Regions from separate parts of the Homo sapiens genome. Here region 2 is linked to region 1. Evidence: read pairs that join two places in POLR2A ChIA-PET (ENCODE). Cell type or tissue: OCI-LY7. All regions are shown on one strand. Each heading gives the region's core, and the rest is flanking DNA. Links, peaks and the distances in the headings are about the cores only. Region 1 overlaps ZNRF2 (zinc and ring finger 2). Region 2 overlaps SCRN1 (secernin 1).

What was found. Peaks named below come from ENCODE experiments on the same cell type or tissue, not always from the same donor. Only the 100,000 strongest peaks of a DNase experiment are listed, where the experiment ranks them.
Region 2: POLR2A ChIA-PET joins it to region 1 with 7 read pairs; 1 of 35 experiments calls an interaction of 5 or more read pairs at or near these places.

What each region holds. Positions count from the first base shown.
Region 1 is chr7:30,317,269-30,327,981 of GRCh38, reverse strand. It overlaps ZNRF2 (zinc and ring finger 2), which reads right to left. Exons shown (of 5, transcript NM_147128.4): 2 at 4,245-4,340. Among named protein-coding and RNA genes, the nearest start is that of MIR550B1, 33 kb to the right of the region's middle. RefSeq lists an enhancer at 5,184-5,233 and a silencer at 8,973-9,141. In OCI-LY7, for the core only: a CTCF peak has its summit at 5,052; DNase peaks (open chromatin) are centred at 5,161 and 5,551; H3K4me3 peaks cover 3,236 bases; H3K27ac peaks cover 2,304 bases.
Region 2 is chr7:29,954,428-29,958,427 of GRCh38, reverse strand. It overlaps SCRN1 (secernin 1), which reads left to right. Exons shown (of 8, transcript NM_014766.5): 3 at 3,068-3,249. Among named protein-coding and RNA genes, the nearest start is that of FKBP14-AS1, 32 kb to the left of the region's middle. In OCI-LY7, for the core only: no CTCF peak of the experiment used is centred there; DNase peaks (open chromatin) are centred at 247 and 2,137; H3K4me3 peaks cover 910 bases; H3K27ac peaks cover 2,424 bases.

The DNA of each region.
Region 1 (10,713 bases), core at 3,552-7,551:
AACCTCAAAAACTATACACGGTTTTTATTAAGAAGCTGTATTTGCTTCTTGCTGTGAATGTTTATACAATTAATACATACTTTGAATTTTTTATCTCTACAAAATAAAAAATAAAAGCCAGGCATGGTGGCATGCACCTGTAGTCCTAGCTACTTAGGAGGCTGAGGTAGGAGGATCACTTGTGCCCAGGAGTTTGAGGCTGTCGTGTGCCATGACTGTGCCTATAGATAGCCACTGAGCTCCAGCCCGGGCAACACAGCAAGATCCTGACTCTAAAAACAAAAATATATATATTTTTATTTTTTAAAGCTTTCAGTCAGCAACTTTAAGAATGCCTACAAGTTTATTTACTTATTGCATGAAATTTATTAATTTCTAGATTGAAATACTGTTAAATATTTAAAATTCGAAATATTTGGTTGTTATAGTATCCCCAAGCAGAAGGTTATATATTAGTTCTTAAGACACCAAACAAGTGATCTAGCAGAACAGTTTAATGACTTAGGCATAGTTAAATCAGGAAATTAAGAACTGTCAAATATCCAAACCTGACCAAAAACAAGCAATGGGGAAAGGATTCCCTATTCAATAAATGGTGCTGGGATAACTAGCTAGCCATATGCAGAAGATTGAAACTGGACCCCTACCCCACGCCAACCTCCTTAAACCACATACAAAAATTAAGTCCAGATGAATTAAAGACTTAAATGTAAAATCCAAAACTATAAAAACCCTGGAAGACAACTTATGCAATACCATTATAGACATAAGAACAGGCAAAGATTTCATGACAAAGGCACCAAAAGCAATTGCAACAAAACCAAAAATTGACAAATGGGATCTAATTAAACTAAAGAGCTTCTGCACAGCAAAGGAAACTATCAACAAAGTGAACAGACAACCTACAGAATGGGAGAAAATTTTTGCAAACGAAGCATCTGACAAAGGTTTAATATCCAGCATATATAAGGAACTTAAACAAATTTACAAGAAAAAAGCAAACAACCCCATGAAAAAATGTGCAAAGGAGATGAACACTTTTCAAAAGAAGACATAAATGTGGCCAAGAATCATATGAAAAAAAGCTCAACATCACTGATCATTAGAGAAATGCAAATCAAAACCACAAGGAGATACCATTTCAAGCGTCAGAATGCGTATTATTAAAAAGTCAAAAAAAAATACATGTTGGAGAGGCTGCAGAGAAAAAGGAACACTTAACACACTGTTGGTGGGAGTGTAAATTAGTTCAACCATTGTGGAAGACAGTATGGCAATTCCTCAAAGACCTAAAAACAGAAATACCATTTGACCCATCAATCCCACTACTGGGTATACACCTAAAGGAATATAAATCCTTGTGTTATAAGACACATGCATGCATATGTTCACTGCAGCACTGTTCACAAGAGCAAAGACATGGAATCAACCTAAATGCCCATCAAATGATAGACTGGATAAAGAAAATGTGGGTCCATATATACCGTGTGAATACTACACAGCCATAAAAAAGAAGATCATGTCCTCTGTGGAAACATGGATGGAGCTGGAGGCCATTATCCTCAGCAAACTCACACAGGAACAGAAAAGCAAATTCCGCACGTTCTCACTTGTAAGTGGGAGCTAAATGATGAGAGCACATGGACACAAAGAGGGGAACAATACACATTGGAGCCTACCAGAGGGTGGAGAGTAGGAGGAAGGAGAGGATCAGAAAAAATAACTAATGAGTACTAGGCTTAATACCTGAGTAACAAAATATCTGTAGAACAAACCCCCATGACACAAGTTTACCTATATAACAAACCTGCACATGTACCCCTCAACTTAAAAGTTAAAAAAATTGTTAAATATCACAATACACAAGAAGACTGTATTCTAGATATATTACACAAAAAGTAAACATACAGAATACTAAGACTGTGTGTAAATATATTATTATATGGTCAAATATATTTGTGATTTTCAAATTGAAAGCCAGAAGCTTTAAGATTTATGGATATTTAAAGGCACTCATATTAAACATAAACAATTATAGAATATAAGATAGTGGAGCAGGTATGAAAAACAAACCCATATACTTTTAGTCACAAATTTTGAATGAGAACACTTTCTATTTCTTAAATAACTAAACTTGAAGTAGATAATGCAAAGTAGCCAATTCAATTTCATAATGCAAAAAGGTTAGGATATAATCAACAAATACATTTATTATGCCAAGTAACTGCTTAAAACCACTTTCACATTTCATCAGCAAATGAATGGCAAAAAGTGCTCTATTGTCAACCCTGTAATAGGGTGGCTGAAGCACCACCATACTAGAAAAAGTGAAGGAAAGGGAAGAATTGAGAGACTGATTCTTAGATCAACTTGCAAAACACTACCAAAAGTAATATGCTCATTTCAATGTTAAATTCTACCCCTCCCAACATTTTTGTTACCTGAGGAGAAAGCTCAGATAAGTGCTGCTATATCTACTAAGTTTTTCATAGAACCTTTTTATTTAACCAATAATTCTTAGCTCAAAGAAATCAGTGACTATTACTATTAGTAGGCTGTAAGCTCCATTTCTGTTCATTCACTGCTATATCTCTAATTCCTAACACAGTACCTCGCACATAATTGATGCTCAAAATATATGTTGAATTTAGCCAATCTTTCAATTGGCTATAGTGTTTACTGGTACCCTTTCTACACATTTTATTTCAGGCCAAAATTTATATTTAAAAAAAATGAAATTTCTCTTAAGCTTTTGAAGTCTGTTTCTTTATAAAATTTTGAAAACAACTTTCATTTTTCCTTCATTTTATTCTATTCATTGGTTAGGACAGAACTACTTGATTTTTCCCCCCCAAGTCTATTCCAAAGTATGCCAAGGCTACATTTAAAATCTTTCCTAGGTTTTGGAATATCTAGAGATTTTGGTCAGGAAAGAATGGTACAGTCTAAAACACCAGACCTAAAAAAATACCAGTTCGCTCCAGAGCTCACAGACTAAATTTGTATATGGGAGGAAAGACAGAGACACATATGCACTGCATAGGTAGAGTTTTGGGTTTCTCTTAATGACTTTTTTCTCCCATTAGGCATCTATTTACTATTGAATAAACTTTTATTCTCCCTACTCCTCATATATGTTCCCTTCATTTACTCTATACTCTTAAACAAAAAGAAAAAAGTTGCAATTTCAACCATGCTTACTTACTTTTGAAAATGGCCATTATGAACATTACATTTTACTTAGGCTTAACCCAAAAGATTTTATTTCAATGCAGCAGTTCTCAAACTGTGGTCCAAAGAATCTTGTACAGTAGGAGAAGTGGAAGAGCCTTTGAAATCCTTTTAGATTAACAAAGTAAAAACTATTTTCATGGTAACACTAAGTATCTGTTTTTTTGTTTGTTTGTTTTTGTTTTTTTTTCTTTTTTTTTTTGAGACAGAGTCTCACTCTGTCTCCAAGGCTGGAGTGCAGTGGCACAATCTCGGCTCACTACAACTTTCGCCTCCTGGGTTCAAGCGATTCTCCTGCCTCAGCCTCCCGAGTAGCTAGGATTTCAGGTGTGCACCACCACACCCAGCTAATTTTTTTTTTTCTTTTTTTTTTTCTTTTAGTAGAGATGGGGTTTCACCATGTTGGCCAGGCTGGTCTCAAACTTGGGATCTCAGGTGATCTGCCTACCTCGGCCTCCCAAAGTGCTGGGATTACAGGTGTGAGCCACTGTGCCTGGCCATATCTGCCTTTTTCATTCCCATTCTCTCCAGTATAGCAGCAGAGTTTTCCAGAGGACACAAGACGTGCCATATCACAATAAACTGAATGAAGAAGCAGATGTGAGAATTCCTTGTCATGAAGCCTGATATTAAAGAGTTTGTAAAAATCCTGAAAATGCCACTCTTGTCACTAAATATTTTGTCTTAGAAAATTTACTTTTCATTTAAAAGTTGTCAACATAATTATATTTATGTTTAACAAAATAAATTAAAAATTATAAATTCTGTTTTAATTTATGACAAATATGGATAGATATAACCCAAGTAAAGAAAAACTCTTTGAAGTCCTCAGTAATTTTTTGAAGTGTAAAGAAGTCTTGAGATCACAGAATTTGAGAACCACTGCATTAATGCACTAGTAAAAATAGAGAAAACAATGTCCTTCCCTCCTTTTAAATTATACTTGAAACATGAAATTCATAAAATGTAAGTTAATTCTAACTTAAAATATTATTTTAAACCATTGGACTTACCATTATAGGTTATTCGTGGCTTTGTTAAACACATTACAAGATGCAAATCCATTTCATCTGAGGATACAAATTTTGAGCATACAGGGCACTTAAATCCTAAAAAACAAAAGAAACTCAAGTTACTTAACTATTCTGAATATCCAGCTATGGCTTTTAAAAAGCATGGAAAATCAAAAAGCGTTTGAAACTTCAATATTACACTTACTGCATTACACTGTTTATGTGCAACTCAAGTCAGGAAAATTTTGTGATTATAATATCTGACTTTTGTATCAGTTTATGAAGATGATCTCCTCATCAAACAAAACAAGTTAAAATGAGAGGGATGCAGTCCACTACAAACTCCTGTATCTCTCTCTGATGTACTGGTCCAGGTATTCTCGTTTTTAATTTTTTACATTAACCTGTACTCATGATTTCATGTTATTACAAGCTTTGTAATCTGACTACTCTTGTGGAAATTACCTTTACCAACTTGGTATAGTACACTGTGAGTCACAAGTTTTATAGCTAAACAGCACCTTAGACACTATTCTACCTCAATAACCTTAAAATTTTATCTGATGCAGAACGTGAAGCCTTTCAGAACAGCAAAAACAGGTCTAGAATCTAAGACTCCTGACTTCTACTTTAATGGTCTTTCTGCCACACCATGGCACTGAAGTCATAATGAAAACAGAAACTAGCATCAGATCGGGGTACAGGTTTTTGCAGTCAATTTTTGACACTTAAAAATTAGCTAGTTTCCTACATTATTCAATCTGCACTACTAAGTATTTGCCTGAAGTACTCCATTAAAAATAAACTAGCATAATAAAATAGGGACTATTTGATGTATTCAGCTCTGTTCTGCCCCCTCACTTACCAAGGTGAAGTGTCCCATCCCTGCCTTCTTGCTGCTAAGACAGTCCTCAGATATACCATGTTCCCCTGCTGTCCTACTGCTCCCTCCCCTGACACCACTAAGCTGTTTGGAAACCTGAACCCAGATAGCCAACTTATAGTTTGGCTAGGCACAAATCAGAAGTGGAACAAAAAGATGGCATAGGCCAATCAATTTTTTTTTTTTTTGGAAATATGATTAAGAAACAGTGAGAGACTATATTGGCCAGCAGTAAAGAGCTTAAGCAGAAAGGTCAAAAGTAAGTAAAAGAGAGACAGTGGTGTCCATGACGGCTCAGGTGTAAGCTGAACTTACGAGAGAACAGAAACTATAGGCAAGCACAAGAAAGAAGGCCACATGAAGCTAGAGTGTAGACAGGAACAGAAGCACTGTGAGAGACAACTAATAAGATGGGTGGTGAAAGAGACGTTTTGGCAGCTCTCTAGTTCCAACACATGTGTTCTCACAGGAACTGTCCTCCCTTCACTGTGATGTGAAACTCACTGCAACCAAATGAGTGAGGCTAGAATTATACCTCATGCCGAACTTTATAAGGATTGGGAAAAAGATTTTGGCACAGCTAATCCTCCAGGTATTCAATTTCCTAAATGAAATATATGATTTTGTACAATGTTTTTCAAACTGTAGTACATGCATTTTAAAAGAAAGGAATAAAGGTATGTTTACTTCAACTTCTTGAAAACCACCAAAAAGAGAAAGAAAAAAAACAGGAAGGAGGATTCGATTAAAACAAGTTTGTCCAACGCATGGCCTAATGTGGCCCAACACAAATTCATAAACTTCCTTAAAACATTATGAGATTTTTTGCAGTTTTTTTTTTTAGCTGATCAGCTATTGTTAGTGTATTTTATGTGTGGCCCACAGAAGCCAAAAGATTAGACACCCCTAAAAATGAAACTATAAAAAATGTGGCCCAAGGAAGCCAAAAGATTAGACACCCCTAAAAATGAAACTACAAAAAAACTATAATGGCCAAACACAGGCTACATCGAATACTGTGAAACTGATCAACCATGGGGAGAAAGCAGAGATCCTAAAACTGCAACCAGATTTTAAGCATCAACTAAAGAATTCTTGCCTTGAAACTTAAAAAATTTGCTTCCCTGAAGTTAAACTTAGCATAAACGAGGGCAAGAGGCAACTGATTTGAAACATCAGAATCATCTGGGTACTGGCAAACAAACTTAAACAAAAGTGCAATACTGTGAACCTAAAAAGCCTCACTTGAGAGCCATCCAACTGCCTACAAAGTAGAGCCTAAGGGGAAAAACAGTACGTACAAAGAACCACCTGGATTTCTAGTTAAATACAGTGAATTAAACACATGTTTCTCTCTCCTCCCCTCCAAAACCTACTAAAATGAAAATAAATAATATTTAATAAAAATGAGTTAAAGAACTTGAGAGAAGTCGGCAGCAAATGAGAAAAAAAAAATAGATGAAAGCATCAACGGCACGGAGCAAACACAGATCCTGAGTGTCTGCACAAGTAAGCCAATTCTCACTAAATAATTCCCAAAGGACTCAGGCATCTGGAGCTCCATGACTTCCCAACACAGTAGTGATACATGAGGCTAAAATCTAGACTGACTGAAAGACTGAATAAAAAACAGATCCCGAGGTCCCCAATCCATTACATACAGCCAAGCAAATACCATACCCCCACTAGAGCATGAGAATGGAGATTTACTGTGGGGAAAACAACAACAACAACAACAAAGAATATTCGGAATTGAGAATACCAGGCACGGCAACGGGCAGGGAAGAAAATAGAAGAATAAAGATCTCCGAACTGAAAAAGGCCCCACTCCATAGCCTCCATCTCTACTAAGAAATTGGTAGATTCTTCTCTTAAATCAAAAGGTCTCACAGAATGATACATCAAAATCCTTGACTATTAATAAGCCTTATCTTTGCACATAAAGCTTCCAATCAGTTTTTTAAGGCAGCTCTAAGGCATTATGCAACAAAAGAAAAAAAATGTATCATGGTTAAACACATCAGAAGCAAATTCCAAAGACAAATAATGAATTTAAAATATTTGCAATGTATATCAAAAACAAAAGGACAATATCCTTAATATACAAATGCTCCTTGACTTAGGATGGTAAATTGAAAATATCTTCAGTTGAAAATGCATACACCTAAACTACCAAACATCGTAGCTTAGGCTAGCCTACCTTAAATGTGCTCAGAACCCTTTCAATACCGTATTCAATAAATTACATGAGATATTTGGCTCAGCACCACCGAGTTTCATTATGAATATTGCTAGCCCTGAAAAATATTGAAATTCAAAGTATAGTTTCTACAGAATGCATATCACCTCCACACCATTATAAAGTCAAAAATCCTAAGTTAAACATCTATGTAAAGCACTCTTAAAACTGTATACATATATATGATATGCATGTGGGTACTACTAGTATGTATTTACATATTTACTTAACCACAGCCTGTCCATTTCTAAATTCTTTGTTTTGATTCATCCTTGATTCATCTCTCTCTGTATAGTTATCTTTCTATATACCTGAGTAGATTTATTTATAAATGTATGTATCGATAAATTATTTATATAGAGAAATTTCTCTATGTATATATAGAAAGATCTGTATAGAGATCTACATATATAACATATATAGATAATTATTTGGGACACATGGCAGAGGGGTCTTCAGAGCTCTTGGAAAAAAATGGGACTCAAGAAGTGTATTATCTTTAAATACTCAGACTCAGGACTCAACCAACAGATGAATCAAAACAAAGAATTCGTGGTTAAATAAATATATAAACTCACGGACACACAGGTAGTACACACATGCACGATTCTATTTAAAAATAAAAATATGTGTAAACAACTATAGGAATTATCTCTACAAAACAGTACTAAATATTACAAATGTAAACAGTGTGAAAATGATCAAACTAACAAAAACTGGGATGGGAACAGCAGGATCATCTTGGTGTATAAAAGGCCAAGAGAGACTGTGATGAAGAGAGTCAACAGTAGAGATGAACCAGATCATTCTGCTCTTGTTAAACAGAGAAGAAAACATATAGACAATGAATCACTAGTGTCATTAATCCTTCTCTTCTACCCAAAGAACTTTTAGATGGTCACCAGTATCCTACTAAGGTGTCATCTTTCTCCAGGAATCTTTCTCTAAGTGCTCTACCCCAAGGTCAACTTGATCATTCCCTCCCTTTGTATTTCTTCCATACCTGGACAATACTTCAATGCAGCACATGGCCCTGTGTTTATTTACATGTCAATCTCCTTATTATCCTTAATAGTCAGGTGAAAATACAGAAATGTGAGGCCCAATAGACCTGGTAAAAATCCTGTTTCTATTACATACAGACTAGGTGACCCAGGGAAGGCACTTCAGCCCTCCAGGCCTGACTTCTTCCCTGTAAACACTGATACTACTACTTACACATTAGAAATTTGGTGAGAATTAAAGATTATAATGTATATATAATGCCTGCAACATAGTAAGTATTCAGTAAACAGTGGCTATCATTTATTGAAATTTTCCCCTCTACACTTTTCAGACAACTCTTATTCTTTGTAAATTCTTAAAACAGTACAGTTCTTGCCCAGGAGTTTGAGGCTGCAGTGAACTATGATCCTACCACTGCACTACAGCCCGGGCAACAGGGTAAGACTCTGTCTCTAAAAATAAAGAGTACAGTTCTAAAACGACATTTTTTTTTTTTTTTGAGACGGAGTTTCGCTCTTTCACCCAGGCTGGAGTGAAGTGGCGCAATCTTGGCTCACTGCAACCTCCACCCCCTGGGTTCAAGTGATTCTCTTGCCTCAGCCTCCCGAGTAGCTGGGATTACAGGCACGCACCACCACACCCAGCTAATTTTTGTATTTTTAGTAGAGATGGGGTTTTGCCATGTTGGCCAGGTTCGTCTTGAACTCCTGACCTCAGGTGATCCGTCCGCCTCAGCCTCCCAAAGTGCTGGGATTGCAGGCGTGAGCCAACACACCCAGCCTCTATAATGACATTCTTTAATAATAAAATCCAGATTCCTATTAAGAAAAACTTTCTGTAACTACTCAATGACACATACTGCTGCATCAAAGTTACTTTACCAAATGCTTTTCCATTGTTGATGACTAAGGCAAAAAGATTTTTCTTTGTATCTCCAGTGGCCCAACCCTACTTTTAACTCAGTATTTGTACATTGTTTCCTCCTAGAAACCAACCACAAACAAAAAGGGACTGATCCTAAACCTGAGACTGGTGAATACACCAATTGGCAGGAAAAATACAGGTGAGATTTTTGGGTTTTTTGTTGGTAGAAAAATTACTCCAACCACCAAGTCAGATCTGTTAGGCATGACAGAAGATGAAGGCCCTATTATGAGATTTACATACCAAATCATTATTCTACAACTGCAAACAGGTCATCTAAATGCAACTTTCTTAGTTATGAGAGTTCCCAATAACCACAAACAAAATAAAGACACCAGCAAAAATCACCCAGAAGAACTGATCCTCTCAATCACTATATCCAAAGAGAAATAAAGGTAACCAGGGACTACATTAGAGACAGATGAGATGCCAGATGTTTGGACTCTTCTATTTTAACCTTTATAATAATCCAAATATTCTGCCCCTCCCCCAGATGTCATGAACCTCCCTCCTATGTCATCGACCTCACTGGCTATAAATGTTCTCTATCCAAAGCCGGCACTCCAAGTTTCCCCAAAATCAAAACCATTCCTTTATACTGTCCCTAAAACAAAGCTCCACTCCATCTGATCTCAATTAGGTAATCTGACTAATTTATTTCCAGAAGGCAATAATCAATAGGCTTAACACTCCCCTACGTAGAAATGCAATGAATATGACAAACAATGGAATGAATCAGTGACAGAGGAATGGGTTCAGGAGATTTTTACAGCAAGTAACCTCCATCTGCTACACCAGGCCATACAAAGCTCTTCAGGTAATACAAAACAGAAGCTGTCATTCCATCTCTGATAACAGAACTAAAGAATATTAACCATAAGGAACCTACACTCTCTCTGTTTAAACTGCTCACTTAAAGAGAATATAGGTCTAAGTGGAAAGACATCAAAAGTGCCAGAACTCAGCTCTTCTGATTCCTAGGCTTTGAGCTTTCTGTCACAGCATCCTGGCTGTTGGCCCTCTTTTGCATTACTGAATGCATGCAAGCAACCCCATGCCACCATTCCCTGTACAAGGCTTTCCCACTATTTCCCACTATGAGCCTAATACAAATTTGGTGTTGCCATTTAATTATTTTCCTCCAATAGAACATACCCATTACATCTCCATGCCTTTGCTCTTGATTAAGCCAATATTTTCATCCTACTTTACTAAAAATTTACTCCCATCCCTTCAAGCCCAGATCAAGTCTCACCATCTCAATGAAATCTTTTAGAGAACTCAAAAGCAAAATGTCCTTCTCTGTCCTACTGAATTCCTTTTACTGATAACACTCATTTGACATATCATGTGTAATACTACTTCTGTGTAGATCTTATCTCCCAAATTTGATACCTGTGGGGCAGAAATTGCATATT
Region 2 (4,000 bases), core at 1-4,000, 370 kb after region 1:
TAAAAGTGGCTGTGGAGTTCATGTTCTAGATGGCTGACTTTACCAAGTTGAGCTAATTAAATTTTGTGTAAGTGTTCCTGATTTTGTGAGATCTGCTCCCAAAGTGGGATTTTAAGTAGCCAGTCTATCTACATGAGACAAGTGTGTTTACCCCTCCCCAACCCCACCTGGTTGTGATTAGCCAGATTTAAAACATAATGGAGCAGGTGTGAATGGCTGTCATAGAAGAGCCCTTATGAGGCCCGTGCTCTGTGGCCCGTGACAAAGATGCAGCAAGGGGCATGTGTTCCAGGCTCGGGGCCTGTGAAGGGATCTGGCTGCCTGGCTTTCGGTCTGGTGCTTAGGAGGGCTGATTGGGCCCATCTGGCTACTTGGGGATCCCCTTCCTTCCTCACCATTCCGAGTTTGGCCTGAAAAACATCAAGTTGGCTGCATATATTTTGAACTCCTGCAAAGACCATCTGGTCTTTTTGATTCAATTGTCAACATTTTTTTAATCAGGCAATCTGTATTAAGCCCTTGTAGTTCTGTGCCTTAATGACATCATGGCAGCTCCCCCACATGGCACAGCAGGGACCTCTCTGGACCATAGAGACCCTTCACATGCCCCTTCCTCTCTTAAGCCCTTAGCTCTGTCTGGAGTACCTTGATGGCTGGCCCATTTTTTAAGGTCAACCCAGATTTCTCCCACGTGATACAGCCTCTAGCGGACCATGCGGATGTGTTTCCTCATTTCTTTGGACTTTTACCTTCTGTGCTCCCTTAGAGCTTTGTAATTTCTCCAGCCATCCATTCAGCCACCGATCCAACAAAAGGCTTATTGATGCCTGATATATACCAGACTTGGGGCATGTCAGTGAACTAAATAACAAAGATATCCCCCTTCCCTCTTGGGGCTTACACTCTAGCTGGGGGAGATAGTATACATAAACAGTACATGTAATAAGTCCATCAGTTCTGTAGTATTTCAGAAGGGGATAAATGGAATGGAACGGCAAAGAGGAAAAGCAGAGCTGGGCTGGGTGGATCAGAAGGGCAAAGCAGGAGGCAGTGGCACGATGCTTCAGGAATGAAGCAGGCAGGCCTGGGAGACACTGAAGCTGGCCTGGGCTCGTAGGAATTTGTGTGCGCGCCTTTGCCTTCCTCCCCAGCCAAAAGGACAGGGCCTGGGCCTCCTCACTGATTTTCTGCTTGCAGCATTTAGCACAAAATGCTTTGCATGTAGTTGGTGTTCTGTAAATAATTGGGGAAATGGAAATGAGTGTGTAAAAATGAATTTGAAGACAAATAAACCATTTCCTAATTTTTACTTTTTTTCTGCCCTTTTAAAAACCTGTATGATAAATCTGTGCTTAAGAAGCTGAGATTCTTTTCCTATTTACTCATTGTTTTCAAGACAAAAGTTGCCACTGGCACTCAGTGCGGACAGGGGTTTTGGAAAGTGTTGGTCAATGCCTGGACTACTTTTTGACATAGAGTGCAATGTTAAGATGTAAACGTCAATTCCATTTAGAAGAGCACAGAGGAGCAGAGTTTGATTACTGCTCTGGCCAGCTTCGTGCTCTACAAGAATCATTTTTTTTTTAAATAAATAACTTTTGGGAACTGCATAGAGGGAAAATCTTGAGTATATTTTATTGTCAGTTTGCCATGAAAAATTCAAGAGTCTCTTGAAAACCTCTGGATATAATTAGTTTTCAGTTTGCAAATATTTATCAAGTAAAATGACATTATCCCAGTGCAGAGCAACACCTTAACATGAATTGTGCAGACCCAAAGTCACCTGACCAGTGAGTGTGTGTGTCACACGGGTTTCAGCTCTTACCTGAGGTTTAGCGATTATGGGAAATCAATACAGAATAGCTTTGTGGGCTGCATTCAGTCGATATAGCTGGGTCTTGAGTTAAAAAAAGAAAGATCTAAGGCTGCTGTTGCTTTCAGCTGCCCCGTTTAAAATGTAAATGATTCCTGCAGCTGATAAAATTCTCCCTTGAGAGCTCCAGAGCACTGTGTAACTTAGAGACTTGAATTCAATACAGCGTCCACCACACAAAGGGTGTGTCATAGGCTCGTAGAATGTCAGAGTCAGGAGGCCCCCATGGGGAAGCTAGTTGCAGGTTCCTCTGCCGTGGGTCACAACGTGGGGAGGGGAAAGGGAAGCACAGGAGGGCGAGACTCTGAGGGTTACCCACATCCTGGTCCCGGGCCTCTTCCTCCCTTTGCCTGGACATACTTTGACTGATTTTATTGTGCTTATGATTCTGTGTAAGAGTTCGTGTGAAGAAGGTGTTCTGAGGTTAAAAATACTTGGGAAGAAATAGTTTGACTCAAATTAGCTCCCCCATTTTCCAGGTAAAGCCACTGCAGCCTGGAGAAGGTAAGATGCACCACTAAGTTGTGTGTTCTGCAGTTCTGACAGCAGCTGGAGATGCACCTCCATGGGACTGTTTCCTTCTGTGTCCACCTCACTGTCTTAGTGTGAGGATCAAATGGGACAGGCAGGAAATCCCACAGTGTAATGCAGTAGTTAAATGCAAATGTTATTATCCTTTTCTGTTTTCTACCACTAGAGCAACCATGTAGGTTATCAAACTGTGTTTCAGGAAACCCAAAGGGTCCTTGCAGGGGGACTCAGGGTTCTGCTTTCTTTAGGCAAAGATCTTCCCTTTTACCTGCTTTCTATCTTAGGCTTCTAGGTGAAGTTTCTTTTGAAGGTAGGGCTCGTAAATAGCTGTGTTCAATATTGGTGAATGCTGGCAGCCGCCTGTGCCTGTTGAAATGGGCAGGCTTAGGATGTTCAGGATGATGATTGGCTGAATACCTGGTTCAAGATGATTGCCCTATTACGTGAGCACCAGGAATAGATTGGCATAAGCCACACAGTCTGAAACTCACCATGGAGACTTTTGAGCTGCATTGTGAAGACTTAAAAATCAGGGTATTCCCAAGGCCTTTTATTTTTTGGCTCTGTTTGTAACTAATATGATGGTTCAGTATAAGTACCCAGGCAGAAATGAGGTGGTACCTGACAGGTGATGGCGCTTTCTTTCCTGTGTTTGTTTTTCAGTGCACTTACATTTCAATCGACCAAGTTCCAAGGACCTATGCCATAATGATAAGCAGACCCGCCTGGCTCTGGGGAGCAGAAATGGGAGCCAATGAACATGGAGTGTGCATAGCCAATGAAGCCATCAACACCAGAGAGCCAGCTGCCGAGATAGAAGCCTTGCTGGGGATGGATCTGGTCAGGTACTGCATGGTGATTCTTTGAAACAACTTCCTAGAAAAGGTTGGAAATGGGGACAGGATTTATTTCTCCCTAAACCTTGCATTTTTTAACATAATCCTTCCAAAGATGATGTGTGCCTTTTGATAGAAACTTTAAGATGATGAGATAAATGAGTGGATTACAATGGAATATTACTTAACAATAAAAAAAAATCAAGTGGCTGGGCATGGTGGCTCATGCCTGTAATCCCAGCACTTTGGGAGGCCGAGGCAGGTGGATCACCTGAGGTCAGGAGTTCGAGACCAGCCTGGCCAACATGGTGAAACCCCGTCTCTACGAAAAATACAAAAATTAGCCGAACGTGGTGCTAGGCGCCTATAATCCCAGCTACTCAGGAGGCTGAGACAGGAGAATTGCTGGAACCTGGAAGACGGAGGTTGCAGTGAGCCGAGATCATGTCATTGCACTCCAGCTGAGGCGACAACAACGAGTCTCCATCAAAAACAAATGAACAAAGAATCAAGTATAGATACATACTAAAGCATAATGATCTTGAAAACATTATACTGAGAGAGAAGCCAGACACAAAAGGTCACATATTGTGATTCTATTTATATGAAATATACAGAATAGGCAAATCCATAGAGGCAGGAAGTTAGATTAGTGGTTGCCTGGGGTTTGGGTGTGGGTGAGAGAATGGGGAGTGATTCCTAATGGGCATGAGCTTTCTTTTGCGGGTGTTGAAAATGTTCTAAACCTTAGATTGTGGTG